Regions from separate parts of the Mus musculus genome. Here region 2 is linked to region 1. Evidence: chromatin loops called from intact Hi-C (ENCODE). Cell type or tissue: gastrocnemius. All regions are shown on one strand.

What was found. A loop is a pair of places that touch in the nucleus more often than their neighbours do. Peaks named below come from ENCODE experiments on the same cell type or tissue, not always from the same donor. Only the 100,000 strongest peaks of a DNase experiment are listed, where the experiment ranks them.
Region 2: it touches region 1 in a loop (16-fold over the local background); 12 of 42 quality-filtered maps call a loop at or near these places.

What each region holds. Positions count from the first base shown.
Region 1 is chr3:91,469,997-91,477,996 of GRCm38, forward strand. No RefSeq gene overlaps it. Among named protein-coding and RNA genes, the nearest start is that of Gm36323, 160 kb to the right of the region's middle. In gastrocnemius, no CTCF peak of the experiment used is centred here; no DNase peak of the experiment used is centred here.
Region 2 is chr3:91,038,255-91,046,254 of GRCm38, forward strand. No RefSeq gene overlaps it. Among named protein-coding and RNA genes, the nearest start is that of S100a7l2, 49 kb to the right of the region's middle. In gastrocnemius, no CTCF peak of the experiment used is centred here; a DNase peak (open chromatin) is centred at 4,823.

The DNA.
Region 1 (8,000 bases):
CTGTGATTCTCCTGTTATTTGTTAGAAAACATGTGTTTACTTGTGAACCCAAGGTTCTGTGGACTTGGGCTCTATGGTGGGTATGAAGAACTATGTCAATGATCATATATGGTAGATATTCTCTCAAGACCAGCACCAAAGTTTTTTTTTTTTTTCAAAATCATCAGTTTTCAGAAAGGATCCCCAAGCCAGAGGCATACTTAGAAAGCTTCAGATGTTTACAAAGCATCCCTGCACCTCACATCACATTCTTTGGTGTCACAATATTGAGTACTGTATGGATTTGATGTTTCTTTGGTGTTCTTGCTGTTGTTTGTTATTTTATTTGCTTTGCTTTTTTTTGTGTTTTGCATTACTTATGCCTGGAATAGGATTGTACCTAGGAGTAGAACAATACATATATCTGAAGTAACATTCATAGATTGTTCTGTCTTCTTAGACTTTGGTGAGTTTTTCCTAAGAAAAGAAAATGATTAATGCAAATATCCAAGAATAATAAGGAGAGAAAACCTAAAAAGAATTAACACATATCCATTCACCAAACTCCCAGCATAAAAATGGAGATATTCCAGTTTTCAGAAAGCTCCAGGGCTACACAAAACAGTCAAAATCCCTACAATCTATATTTCTGTGAGAGGGTTTTACACTATTCTTTGAGTGAAATTGCATTTGGAAAAGAAACATATCCTTTATTCAGAAAACTTAACTGTGCATTCTTTGGCCCCTGGTAGTAGTTCCATGATGTAGTTCCTTTCAAAGAGTCAACAGCCTGAGACAAAAAGCAGAGAGAAAAATTTTTCAATAACAATTTCAAATGGAGATGCAGAGCCTTGGATCAACATGTTATATCACATTCTGTGATCTCTCCCAAAAAATTACTACCATACTTCTCCTAAATATGTGAGGTGAAAGTCCACTCCTCAACAGAGCTATGTTTACGCCAAATATACTCTAGCTCCTCAGTAAATTCTTGCCAAAATATAATAGTGTTAAAGATCACCTGCAGCCCGACCCCACAAGCCTCCCTGTTCTATTTTATCTACAAGTTAGCCTCATGTAATTTGGCTTTTCAATAGGAGATTGGTAAATTACCTTATCCTCACCAGTAAGCTTCCCCACTTAGTATTCTACATTATTATAATAACTTTCCCTTAGTCAGGGCATAGATAAAATCATGGTAACTGCAATTACATGTACAATGAAATTTTATCATAGGAAATATTTAGTGTGTTTTGTTTGAAGCAATCATTGCTTATTGAAGAAAAATTCCACAATTTGTTATTTTGACTAAGACAAACTGCTATTAATAATGATTTTTCCTCTTGTGTTGTGAGGCTACATAGGTTCTTGAAAGAGACATAAGAAAACACCTGTACACAAGACACATAATAAAATGTCCTTAAGTATTAGCTGGCTTCCCTAGCATATTGTGGAAATGTCAAGAATCTGAATTGTGAAAATAGTTTTAGAAATATTTCATATACATCACTATATCAGCTATGGATGATAATGTTATCCATAATCTTTTGTGTCTTGTTCAATAAATAATTTATTCCAGGAGTCGCAACTCTATATAATCCATATGTGCTTACTTGAGGTCATCTTACACCTTGGTGCAATGAACACATAGACAGATATTCTAGTCTATACTCTGTCTTCACTTACACTTGCCCTACAGTCCACTGGCTGACACACTCTAAATCACAATCCAGTTTCATTTCTGCAAGCAAAATTTTATCTAAGAATCAAACAAACAAATATAAAAAATAGGTCTACAACATTCCAATTGTAGTAAATTTGGTTCTAGTCCACTGTGGTACAAATTTGACAAATGGATATTACTATAGACTGGAATTAGTCAAGAAAAATATTCCCATTTGACTATAGATACTTTCTCAAATATGTCATGGGCCACACCTCAACATGGAGAACATGTCCTTCATGTCATTTCACAGACTTTCTTGGCCTCTATGGAAATATCTAAGATAACATTATCAAAATTGATAATGGCTTTGCATAATAGTTTCAAAACTTCAATATATTTATAATGCTTTCATGTTATATAAAGAACAGAATGCTATGCATTTTAGACAGTATTCTATTGCACTGAAGAGAGAACATTACTATGGCAACTATTATTTAAAAAAGTATCTAATTGAGGTTTGCTTCCTAGTTCAAAGGGTTAGGCAAGTATCATCATGGCATGAAGCAGGGCAGCATATAGGCAGACATGGTACTAGTGATATAGTTAACAGTTCTACATTGTATTTTTCAGAAGTCATCTAGCAGAAGCTGAAAACTAGAAGGTGATCTGTCTGAGATGGCTTCATTGTGGACTGTAAAGCCATTATGAATTTATTTAGACAAAGGAGGGTAGATTATATTTGAGGAAAGTTTCCCAATATTAGTATGCTTTTCTTGATAATATTTAATATATACAAAGATATATATTTTGTAGTGATGCTATATAGACAAACAGATAATTCAATAGAATTTCTGATTTGATTTAAATAATTTTAAGAAGAAAGTGTTAGAGATAGTCTTACTTGCCTTTCTAGAAAGATGTAATGAAGTTAGTGTCACGAATAGAATGTTCACACTCCTCAAAATAGTAAATAAAGGATGTATAATAAGAATGATAGTGAGCATTAATAATTAGGGTAAAAAGAGAAATAGACTTGGGACAAATTTGTCTTCAAGGAAAAACATTTAAGTCCAAACATAAAGTGACAGTTGTGAACTTTGAAAGGCTAGACTGTAGCATTTTATAAAAGGAAAGAAGGAAACAGATATATGTTTGGTAAAGGCAGAATATGGTGCTGGGGGATGAGGCATTTCTTCTTCCTGAGGAACCATTCACATGACATAGTATAGAATAGAGTTTATTTAGGGAATGCAAAGGGGAATTTGGAAATGAGGAGAGAGAGAGAGAGAGAGAGAGAGAGAGAGAGAGAGAGAGAGAGAGAGAGAGAGAGAGAGAGAGAGAGGAGAGAGAGAGAGAGAGAGAGAGAGGGGGGGGGGGAAGGAGAGAGAGAGCATGTACAGAGATGGGAGGGAGATGAATAGGGAGAGAAGGCATAGAAAGTGAAGAGGAAAAGATAGTAAGGGAGCAAGAGAGCACCAAGTGCAGACAAGCAGCCTCTTTTATACTGAGTCAAGCATACCTGTTGGCAGGTAATGGTGGGGCAAAATCTTGAAGAAATGTTAACAAAAGCTATGTGAAAACTGTTGATTTGAACTTATAATGAACATGTAGAAATAACCCACTCCTTTAAGCTTAATATCACTATCCTTCTGTAACTCCCATTTTATGTAACATTTTATACTTAAGGTAAATTTCTAAAGAACTTTTCATCTAAGAATGTATAAAAAGATGAGAGAAAAAATAAAGTTCTTGGTTGAATGGTTTGGCTTGGAGAGTTCTGCCCCATCTGACCATCCATCCATCCATCCATCCATCCATCCATCCATCCAACCATCTATCCAAATGTGTATGTCTGTTTGTCCATATGTTTATGGGCAAGTATTTGTGTGTGTGTATAAGCATGCAAGAGTAATTGTGTTGTTAACTGAGACACACAATCAGGCAAGGCCAGAGTGTGAGTGTATGAATATATATGTGTCTTTGCATATTTGCCTGTATAAAGTATCTTAATTCTTTTCATTTCCTTCCTCTCTGGTTCACAAAATGTTAACGAGCTTAGGTGAAGAGGCTTCTGGCTGACTCACCAGAAAAAGGAGTAGTAGCAATAAATCCTTTTACTTAATCTACCCTCTGTTTTACTATGAGGTTCTAATCTCCAGAGCCTGCAGTTTCTGGCCTCAGAGGAACTCAGACAGGTCAGCTACTACCACTGCAAATTAACTTAGATTTAAAACAAGCAAAGAGGGAAGTACTGAAGGAGTTTAAGAGGATGGTCGCCCACAGGAAAACCAATAATATTAACCAATCCAGACCAATAATATCAACCAACCTAAGCCCCTGGAAGCTCCAAGAGACTAAACCACCAACCAAAGAGAATACATAGGCTGGTCCATGGCCCACAGCACAGATGTAGGAGAGACCTGCATTATATGACCTCAGTGGGAGAGGATGTGCCTTATCCTCTCAGGATTAGATGTGCAAGGGAAGGAGCATATGTGTGTGTGTGTTGGGGGTGGCAGGGGCTGACAGAGCTGGGTTTGGTGGTTAGGTGAGGGGGGTGATTAAGCTGAGGTGGTGGTGTGGGGAGCACCCTCTCAGAGACAAAGGCAAGGGTGGATGATGTGAAGAACTCTTGGAGGTTGGACCAGGAAATGGGGAAATATTTGGAATGTAAATAAATGAAAGAGTAAAAAACAGGTAAATATTTCATTATAAAAAAATTATATCTCCCAAGACTAAGTCTTGCCCCTGTTGATGTTCTTCCCACTCTGCTATCTTCAAGGGAGAACCTGAAAATATAGCCAGAAGTTGCCCACAATAGGGATCCACAGGCAGCATGCAGATGGAGCCATTGTTACTTATTTGGGCTTCGAACTCCAAAAAACGACCACGTTCCCTAGTCCCTCTCAGATAGTAGCACTCCCTAATGAGCTATGGAGGCCATTGCTATCCAATGTACCACACCATGTAAATAATGTATTGTGGAACTGTAATTCTGAACCACAACGTGCTATTTACAAAAGCCATAAAGGAGTCAGAGAGAGCTATAAGATACCATGACAATGAGTATCTAGAATATTATGTACATTTGTTTGAACTGTTACATAGGAATTTACATTTCTCCAGTAGACATTTTCTATTCTAATAACTAAAAGGAGCTGATGTCATTGCTAACACCTGTCTGGGGGTCTCCTCTAACCTCTCTAGGTTTAAGCTGTAAGGTAATGTTTTTGTTTGTGTTATCTCAGAAACAACAAACACCTTTTGGTTTCCTTGGCATAGAATGAAAATATAATATGAAACGAAAGGTTCCTTGGAAGAAACTTTCTCTGGCAGCAGAATGAATCTCCTCTTACTTGTAACACAGATGAAACCCTTTATCCTTCCCTTTATCCTTATCTCAAATGATGATGGTCCTGATTCATACTAAGTCTGATCAAGTACACTGCTAGTTACTTTCATTGGAGGGCCATTATGGGGATTCCCTTTTATCTAAGAGTATTAATTACAGGTGTTTCCATATTAAGAGAAGGCCCATAAAATAAGCAAGAAATTATGTTAATATATACAAAAATAGAAGGCATTAAAAGGTCTTCCAGTTCACATCTGTGCTGGGAGAAGAGCCTTAACACTTGACCCATACCCTCACAGTTCACACCTCAGTTCCAACTCAACTTCCCAGGGTATTCTCATACATCCAGAATCATAGGATTGCTGAATCATAGGCTCTCAGGAAAGATAGGCTTCAGTCAGACAAGGGAGGCCACATAGCACCAGAGATTGCCAGATGATAGGTGATAGGCAAGCATAAGAACATAAGCATCAGAAACCAATTTGAATTAGTAAATTCAGAAACCAGTACTTAGACAACAGCAATCTGGAATATCCCACCAAACCTATAAAGCAAGATTCAGATCTAAATTCTCAATTCATGAAGGTGATAGGGGAATTTTTGGGGGGGAGGGGGCATGGTTAATACTATATTTTTTCAATCTTTTATTAGATAGTTTCTTCATTTACATTGCAAATGCTATTCCTAAAATCCCCTATACCCTCCCCCACCCTGCTCCCCTACCCACTCAATCCAACTTCTTGGCCTTGGCATTCCTGCGTCCTGGGGCATATATAGTTTGCAAGATCAAGGGGCCTCTGTTCCCATTAATGGACGACTAGGCCATCTTCTGCTACTTATGCAGCTAGAGACATAAGACTGGGGGTAATGATTAGTTAATATTTTTGTTCCACCTATAGTGTTGCAGACCCTGTCAGTTCCTTGGGTACTTTCTCTAGCTCCTCCACTGGGGTCCCTGTGTTACATCCAATAGATGACTATGAGTATCATCTTCTGTATTTGCCAGGCATAGGCATAGCCTCACAAGAGATAGCTATATCAGGGTCCTGTCAGCAAAGTCTGGCATATGCAATAGTGTATGGGTTTGGTTGTGGTATATGGGATGGATCCCCAGGTGGCCAGTCTCTGGATGGCCTTTCCATCCAACTTAGGTCTGAACTTTGTCTCTGTAAATCTTTCCATGTGTATTTTGTTCCCCTTTCTAAGAAGGAATGAAATATCCACACTTTGGTCATCCTTCTTCTTGATTTTCATGTGTTTTGAAAATTGTGTCTGGATAGTCTCAGTTTCTGGAATAATAACCACTTATCAGTGAGTGCATACCATGTGTGTTCTTTTCTGATTGGGTTACCTCACCCAGAATGACATCCTCCAGATGTATCCTTTTGCCTAAGAATTTCATGAATTCATTGTTTTTAATTACTTAGTAGTACTCCATTATGTAAATGTACCACATTTTCTCTATCCATTTCTATGTTGAGGGACATCTGGGTTCTGTCCAGCTTCTGGCTATTATAAATAAGGCTGCTATGAACAGAGTAGAGCATGTGTCCTTCTTACATGGTGGAACATCTTCTGGGTATATGCCCAGGAGAGGAATTGCTGAATCTTCCTGTAGTACTATGTCCAGTTTTCTGAGGAACTGCCAGACTGATTTCCAGAGTGGTTGTACCAGCTTGCAATCCCACTAACAATGGACTAATGTCCCTCTTTCTCCACATCCTCGTCAGCATCTGCTGTCACCTGAATATTTGATCTTAGCCACTCTGACTGGTTTGAGGTGGAATCTCAGTCTTGTTTTGATTTGCATTTCCCTGATGATTAAGGTTGTTGAACACTTTTTTAGGTTCTTCTCATCCCTTTGGTATTCCTCAGTTGAGAATTCTTTGTTTAGCTCTGTACCTCATTTTTAATAGGGTTATTTGATTTTCTGAAGTCAATCTTCTTGAGTTCTTTATATATACATTGGATATTAGTCTGCTATCTGATCTAGGATTGGTAAAGATCCTTTCCCAATCTGTTGGTGGCCTTTTTGTCTCAATGAAAGTCTTTTACCTTACAGAGGCATTGCAATTTTATGCCCATTTGTCAATTCTCGATCTTACCGTAGAAGCCATTCCTGTTCTGTTCAGGATTTTGTTTTCCTGTGCCCATATCTTCGAGGGTTTTCTCCACTTTCTCCTCTATAAGTTTCAGTGTCTCTGGTTTTATTTGGAGTTCCTTGATACACTTAGACTTGACCTTAGTACACGGAGATAAGAATGAATCAACTCACATTTTCTACATAATAACCTCCAGAGGAGTCAGCACCACTTGTTGAAAATGTCTTTTTTCCACTGGATGGTTTTATCTCCTTTGTCAAATTCAAGTGACCATAGGTGAATAGGTTCATTTCTAGGTCTTCAATTGAATTCCTTTGATCTACCTGCCTGTAGCTATACTTGCAGGGTTTTTTTTTTCCCAAAATTGCTCTGTAGTACATCTTAAGCTCAGACATGATGATTCCACCAGAGATTCTTTTATTGTTGAGAATAGTTTTGGGTAACCTAGCTTTTTTGATATTCCTGATAAATTTGCAAATTGCTCTTTCTAACTCAGTGAAGAATTCATTTGGAATTTTGAGGGGGATTGCATTGAATCTGTAGATTGCCTTTGGCAGGAAACCATTTTGACTATATAAATCCTGCCACTGAATGAGCATGGGTATCTTTCCATCTTTTGAGATCTTCTTTGATTTCTTTCTTCAGACACTTGAAGTTCTTATCATACAGATATTTCACTTCCTTAGTTAGAGTCATACCAAGGTACTATATATTATTTGTGAGTATTATGAAGCATGTAGTTTCCCTAATTTCTTTCTCAGTCTGTTTATCCTTTGTGAAGAGAAAAGCCATTGATTTGTTTGAGTTAATTTTATATCGAGCTAATTTACTGAAGCTGTTTATCAGGTTTAGAGTTTTCTGGTGGAATTTTTAGGATCACTTATATATACTATCATATCAT
Region 2 (8,000 bases), 430 kb before region 1:
GGCCTTCAGTCTTCCAGCCCCTCCACACTCTTGGCACTCACTCAGAACCAACCAGATTCTGCCCCATTCCTCTGGTCAGCCTTCTGTTTCCTTCCTGATGTATAGACATCCTGAGGGAAAGCACAGACCTGCTGACACCCCCTCCCCAAACCCGACCCCACCCCCGGTTCCAGACTTTCAGCAGGATGCCAGTGGTATCTGGGTACATAAGTGACTAGGAACCACAGCATATTCCTTAGACTCCACTGCTGTTTCTCAACTGGGGAAACACGGACTGTGATCCCTATTACAGATTGTGTTCTGTCTCATCTGAGCAGCTTGCCTTGCAGTGCTTGGGCATCCTAGGGACAAAGCAGACATATAGCACAGCAGAAAGACACATCTAGGCAGGCTCTGAAATAATCTTTCAAAGATCTTGTGTATCTTGTCATGGGATACAACCCTCTGACATTCTGAACTGGCATTACCAAAAGCCAGAATCTCTGCTAGTATATCCCTGAGATCAGCTTGGAGTATAGTTTCCATAGATTGGTAGTTCCCTACCTTCCTAATGCTGTGGCCCTTTAACATAGTTTCTCATGTTGTGGTGGCTCCCATTCATAAAGTTATTTTTGTTTCTACTTCATAACTGTAAGTTTTGCTAGTGTTATGAATTATAATGTAATTATCTTAGTTTTACAAGTTTGTAGGCCAGCCCGTGAAAGGGTACACAACCCTAAGGTTGGGAATCTGTTGCCTCAGATTGTCCTGTAGTTTAGCCACAAAATCTACATAATCATTTGAATTGCTCCCACAAATCTTCCAAAAGTAAGTGGTGGTCATCCATAGTGCAGAAATATTTTTCTCTAGTTTTAGTGCAACAAAAACTAGACTTGATTTATAGCTAAGTCATTACCCCTGAGCTTCCACTCTATCCCTATCTAGTCTCCTTGCCACATTTATTAAAAAAAAACCAAGTCCACATCTCATAAATCCTCTAAAGTAGTGCTATTTCTTGATGACCAAGCATTACAATATATAAATTTATGGGGACCGCTTTTATTTAAACTACCACAACATGTGACCCTACAAGACAAGTACTGTGAAGAACACAAACACTGTGCCATTAAGTGTTATTTATAACAATAAAAAGAAGAAATCGATGGATTAGACTATAGGATAATGCAACCATGATTATCTAAAACAGAGTTTCCCAACATGTGGTTAACAACCCCTTTGAGGATTACATATTAGATGCCCTACATATCAGACATTTTCATTATGATTTGTAACAGTAGAAAATTACAGTTGTAAAGTATCACCAAAATAATTTTAGGGGTGCATCTACTTTGTCCTCATTCTGCATGACCAAGAGGTGAAGGTCATGAAAGATGAAATCAATGCCCTCATTAAAGATGCTGATTTCAATGTTGAATCTTTCTGGCCTGGTTTGTTTCCAAAGGCCCTGGCCAATATCAAGATTGAGAGGTTCATCTGTCACTTAGGGGCTGGTGCACCTGGTTCAGCAGCTGGAGCCATGCCTGCTGGTAGTCCTGACTCATCCACCACTAATGTTCCAGTTGAGGAAAGGAAAGTAGAAGCAAAGAATGAAGAACCTAAGGAATCAGTTGATGACATAGGATGTCTTAGTTAGGGTTGTATTGCTGTGAACAGACACCATCACCAAGGTAACTCTAATAAGAACAACATTTTATTTTGACTGGCTTACAGGTTCAGGGGTTCAATCCATTATCATCAAGACAGGAACATGGCAGCATCTGGGCAGACATGGTGCAAGAGGAGCTGAGAGTTCTACATCTTCATCTGAAGGCTGCTAGCAGCATACTGGCTTCCAAGGAACTAGGATGAGTGTCTTAAAGCCCACACCGACAGTCAAAAACTTTCTCCAATAAGGCCACACTTACTCCAATAGGGCTGCACCCTCTAATAGTGCCACTACTTGGGCCAAGCACATAGGCTTTGGTATTTTTGACTAAACTGCTTATGTTAACATGTCCAATAAAGAGCTGAATCTGTAAAAAAGATGATTCAGTAGCAACAGATTATTTACTTATAAAAAGAGCATGTTGACTGTAAACACATTTCTGGCAGATAATACTTCAAAATTTGAACATTTTTACATAACACACAAAATCAGTTAGATTTTGTATATAGAGAATTAGTTGAAATTCTGTAACCTATGTATTGGTTACAATGCTTCAGGTGGATTGTGACCTCTGTTAGTCCTCCTCTGATAGCACCATTAATAATTATGCACCAACCAACAGTTGCCTAATGTATACAAAATTGTGTGATAAAGCTAACTCAGGCTATGCTTGCTTATATTTTGTTCTCTGACATTCTGCAAAACCAAAAGGGATACTTGTGGGAATATGTGAATGAAGACTGTGAACTATGTATGGGACAGAATGCAGAATACTCTTCCTAAAATGTGACCTTCTAAAAAGAATTTCATAAATGGTGATAAGTGAATGGACTTGAAAGCCAGGACATGAAGGGAATGCTCTGACATGCCCACATTATTTCTGTGGGAAAGGTAGAGGACTGGGAGGAATATTCTTGGCTCTTTTCACATATCCAAAGATGATACGATATAACAGCAGGTGTATTCCCTCACTGTACTTGCACTCATTTAAGCTAAGTTTTTTTTTTAAACATCACTCATGCTTTGATTGCTTTCAAAATAAAAGCAAGAAGTGCTTTCTTCGCACTACTCTTGAGCTCAGTTGCTTGGACTCCACTTATTTCTCTAGGCAGATCTTTGACAGTTTTTTTGATCTGCAGGAACTTAGCCTCACTGACTGGGATGTGTAAACATTGGAAACACTTAAAATAAAATAATGCTAGAAATGAAGAATCTAATACGTTAAATAGAAATTGAATTGGAGAGCCTCCTCGATATGGAGAACAGTATGTCAAGGTAGAAGATGAAGTAGAGGACTTGTTCTAAATTAAAAATGAAACACAATCAGAACATTGGGAGTTTAGTCACCCTTCCCTCAAACCAAAGCAAAACAGAACAAAACAAAACACATAAACATTAGAATTCTCGTCATAGAAGAAGGAGAAGCATACAACACAAAGACCAAGAGAATATTTCTTTTCTTCTTTTAAACCTTTTCTTTTTTTGGTGAATTTTACATCATGTACATCAATCTTCCTGTCCTCTAGTACCTGCCCTTTACCCCTGTAACCTTCTGCTATACTATCAAAACTAGAACTTCACTAGGACTTCTCTCAAATATCCTGCAGCTTTGGATCTTTAGGACTTGCCCCGTCACATGCTCCTGCAGTTCACTTATGGGACAGATGTTGCAGTGGGTCAATTCAAAACCCCAGGTCTGTGCTAGGAGCTGGTCAGTCCACCAGTTATCCTGCACCCACACCAGTGTGGAAAGCTCCTCAGTAGTGCTCAGGCTACTTCATCCAATGCCATAGCCAGTAAGGGGAAAGAGGCAACTCTTCTGCCCTTATGCTCTCAGTGTCTGTTCATTTGTACCCACATCATCATAGCCTGCTTTTCGGTAATGCACAGACATGGTACAGAGCCTGCTTTCCCACGTGCTCCAACCCAGACAGGGAGCGAGGCCAGCCCTTTCATTCTCAGGAAGTTTGGCTTGCCTGCCTTCCTGCCATAAGTGGTGAGGGACAAAATGGGGAGGAGCACATTCTCTCCCTTGCCCATGCCACTGCTCTGCAGACAAGTTGCAGGGCCTATTCTCACATCCTTGAGGCTGGCAAACCTATAACCATACCTCTAGGGCCTACTCTTCTATGCTGCTAAGGCAAGGTATAGGTATGGCTTTGCTGAGCACTGCAGGAGGTGAGAGGCAGGGCTAGCCCTTCTGTCTGTCAGAGGTTGCAAGGGGCCTGGGAGACAGCATCGTTTTTCTCACCCATGTCACAGGAGGGTAGACATGTTCACATCTTCAGGCAGTTCATCCAGGCCTCCATCGTCCCACCCCTAAACTCCCACCACTGCCTTCAGGATCAGCTCTACTTAGTGTTCAGACAGGGTGTGGGACCTACTCTCTTAGTGCTCCAGCTGGTGATGGTCAGGACCAGGTCTTTCACTCTCATGACCCCAGATTCAGCTCTCCCATAATGCCTAGGCAAGGGGTGTGTTCAGTTTTGCATAGCCCTCAGACGTCAATGTCAATAGGACCCCGAGTGGCAGCCCAGCCCAGGGTCATTTGCCTAGCCTTTGGTGGTAATAGACTCCCTGCTGCTGCAGGGCCACAGACCCAGAAATGACCCTTGATGGCAGAACAGGCCACAATCTCACCATATCTTTAGGTGGCATCAATAGTATTTATATCAGTAAATACTGTTCCTCACTACCATCAAGTCTCCAGTTCTACTTCTCTTCAATGTGCACACATTCTTCTGTTTCTCTTTCTCTTCTATTTCTTCACTACTTTATCTTCTTAGTGGTGCCTAGGATCTCTGAGTGTCTGGAGTCATCTCAAAAATGGTTCCATGCCCTGCCCCTGCTGTGTGGCACTAGGCAGGGGTCATCTTGGGAGTGGTTTTCCCACCCGGGCCTGTGTGGTGGCAGACTGGAGGTCAATTCAGGTTTTCTTCCTACATTACCTGTGGTGTTAGACTAGTTTCACACCTAGTTGTGTAGAACCTGGTGAAGGTTGTCTTTGGCATGGTTTGCCCGCCCACCCCTGAGCAGTGCAGTACTGGTGGTCTTCTCAGGCTAGCTCTTCGTCAGGGATCTGGGACACCACACTAGAGTCCACCTCTTGCTCTTTCTCTGCCCAGGACATGTGGCTCCAGGCAGGAGTTGTTTCCTCTCTGACTCACTTCCCATCAAGGCCATCTGGCCCCAGGCAGGGGTAGGGTCATCAGTTCTGGCCAGGAACACATGGCACAAGACTGGAGGCCATCTCTGGCTTGCTCCCAACACAGGTCCCATGGTACCAGATGCAGTTCAGGAAGGGGTCATCATTTCAATAAAATTATATCAGGAAAGTTTCCTTGTTTTTCTGGGTTCTGCCCCTCCTATTGGAAGAGGTGTCTAAGCACCCCGGGTACATTGGCTTGGAGAGGACAGGATGAAGTCAGGAACAGGTACAGTCTTCCCTTTGGGGCTTTCAAATGGTGCTGCCTTCCAGCCCAGGAGGGGGTGAAGTGCGGTCCCAGACAAGCAGGATTCTGGTCCAGTTGGGAGTGAATGGGGTATGTAGCAGGGTGAAGGAGGCCTTCTCTGAGAATCTTTAATGAAGCAGCTTTCTGAGATGGTCTTAGTTTGTTCATATTTCTTCATTCAGGGTGGGTTGGAATGTATATGCTCTATTCAAGATGAAACAAATGTTAAATAGTTTGAGGGTAAGAATAACCAGGGAGGGAAAACATCATTGACTGAAAGCTAAGGCAATGGAGATGCCTCATTAACATGAAGAAGCATTCCAGATGCTGGGTACATGACTGCCTATCTGTTGGGGTTCCCCTGGTTATGATCTCTAAGACAGACTTAGAAACAGGGAGGAAGCTAGTTCCACTTCCACAAGTCTGGGGGTTTGAACATGCTCTATTTCATCAGTTCAGTGCCAGTTTCTCTTGTGGCATGGTCCACGTGTCCCCACACTTCCTAACCTAATAAAAGAAATGCCCATCCAGGTAACCTCTAAACATCTTCAAAATGGCACAGAAAGAAAAAAAAAAAAAACAGGGATGAAGATTATAGGCCATTGGCAGTTTTTTTGGGCTGAATTTAGAATAAATGAATAAATGGACATGGGACAGAAGTAGCAGTGATAACATGGTGAGCTGGGTCCTGGGAACAGTTTTCTACTTCTTTTCTTCCTCCTCTCCTCTCTTGAATACCCTAGTGGAGGTATTAAGAAGGGAGCTACCTGAACCCTCAGCCCTCAGATTCCTGAAGCAGATCTGACTCTAGAGCCACAGTTCATCAAATCCTCAGGGAACATAATTCCAGGGCACGTTGAAGGTTCCTATTAGGAAGGAATTCTAGCAAATTGGGCTTCCTAAGGGTTAAAGCATTTGGGATTAATCAGAGGACTAGAGTCCAGTCTGATTTCATCTGACTTCCTCTGCCTTCATCTGCACATCAGACATCTCTGTCCTGTCACTTTTGTTAGGGATTTCTAGCTACCCTCTTCTTTTGGAGAATGCAGAGCCTGAACCCTACATTTCCAGGTAGTGAGTTCCATCCTAGGCCAGCAAAAGTAATGTCTGGAGAAGGGGACACTGTTTAAACTTGTCCTTAGTCACTGGAGGGCTCAGTTTCTTAAAAAGAGACAAAGATGAAAGGGAATCCCTGTGAAAAATAAGAGAGAAAGCCAGGTAGGGCAGACTCTTGCCCACTCAAAAACTCTCAGGGTGAAAATAAAGATGTCCTATTTTTCAGAGGGCTTCTAGGCTTCTTAAGAGAAAGGAAACCATCAAAGGTCACATTCTGGTGGAGGCATATCACACTTCAATGGTGGGAAATATTCTATTTATTAAAGAGACACTTTGTCCTTTATTCAGGGAGCTTCCTGTGATTGCTGTGGCCTTTACCTCTTTATTTGTTGAGGTTAATGGATCTCCCTTTAGAGGGTCCCCAATGTACGACCAAAGGCAGGTAGAGACTCAGTGTAAAAAACAATGAGAGAGGCAGAGCCTTGGGTAGATTTTTTTATATGCCATTCTGTGATCTCTCATGCAACACTAATATCAATTTTTGTTCACAAAAGGACAAAGGGAAAGTCCACTCAACAGCAGATGAGTCTGTGGCCTGGCTCATCGGTGAGAGCTTGCTAAGATATAATAGCAGGAAGTGAACACTTCTAGCCACTTCTGAAAGTTCTTATTTATAGTTCCACTCTGTCTACAGCATAACATCATGTAATGCAGCTTTTTATTAGGAGACTGGTCAGGTACCTTATCCTCATACACAAGTTTCCCCTATTAGGGTGCTTTCTGTACGTTTTCATTTCATTATATCACTCTTTGGATTTCTCAGGCCCTGATATATGAAGAAACAAGTTTTAAGAAGAAATCAAGCCAACTACATCATTTTACAGAGGTCATGAGGATGAAAAACTCTGAGTCATTTCCTCAAGTGGTCTTTACTCAGAGGGCTTCTGAAAGGAAGTACAGAAAGTTATGAAACAACTGCAACCTCCCCTGTAAGTCCTTCAGCATGACAGCTCAAAAAGGTCTTCGTGGACATTACTGACATTGACCCATCTCCACTTCCACAATGCAGTTTGTTGGAGAAGAGTCAAAACTTTTACCACACAAATAAGGACGCCACAGTCTAAAGTATCCAAAAATGTTACAAGTTACCCAAAGCAAGGAAATATGGGTTTCAGGGGACTTAGAAATGAGTTTATGGGCAATTATATCCCATTTGTCTCTGTTCCAATGCTAGATCTCCAGCATTCCTCTTCAGATATAGGGTCTTTACAGAAAGACTCATAGGAATAGACATGCTGCTGGAGATATAAATGAGAATTTTATATATTCATTCATAAACAGTGAGAATAGAGACACGGAGCCTAGCCTGTACTTCTGAACCCATAAAGATGACCCCAGTGACACAGTTCCTCCAAAAAGGCCAGCCCTACTCCAACAAGGCAATATCTCTTAATTCTACCCAAGTGCCGCCATTCTCTGATGACTAAGCCTTTAAATCTAATATCCCATGGGGCTCATTATTATTCAAACCAACTCAGTCTACTTCCTCTTCCCTATAGTCTTGCAGGCACATCATAATGCAAAACCACAATTACTCTAATTTCAAAAGTACCTGTATTCTTTAGCAGTCTCAACATTGTTTAAAGGTCCAAGGTTCAAAGTCTCTTCTGACACTCATACTGTCTCTTAACTCTAATCCTCTCTAATCTAAATGCATACTACACACTTGCAACAAATAATGGCACAGGATATACAGTACCATTTTAAACATGATGAAAAAACATAGTGATAAAATACTGAACTAAAGCAAGACCAAAACCAGGTGGAGGTGAGAGTTTTGGTTTATT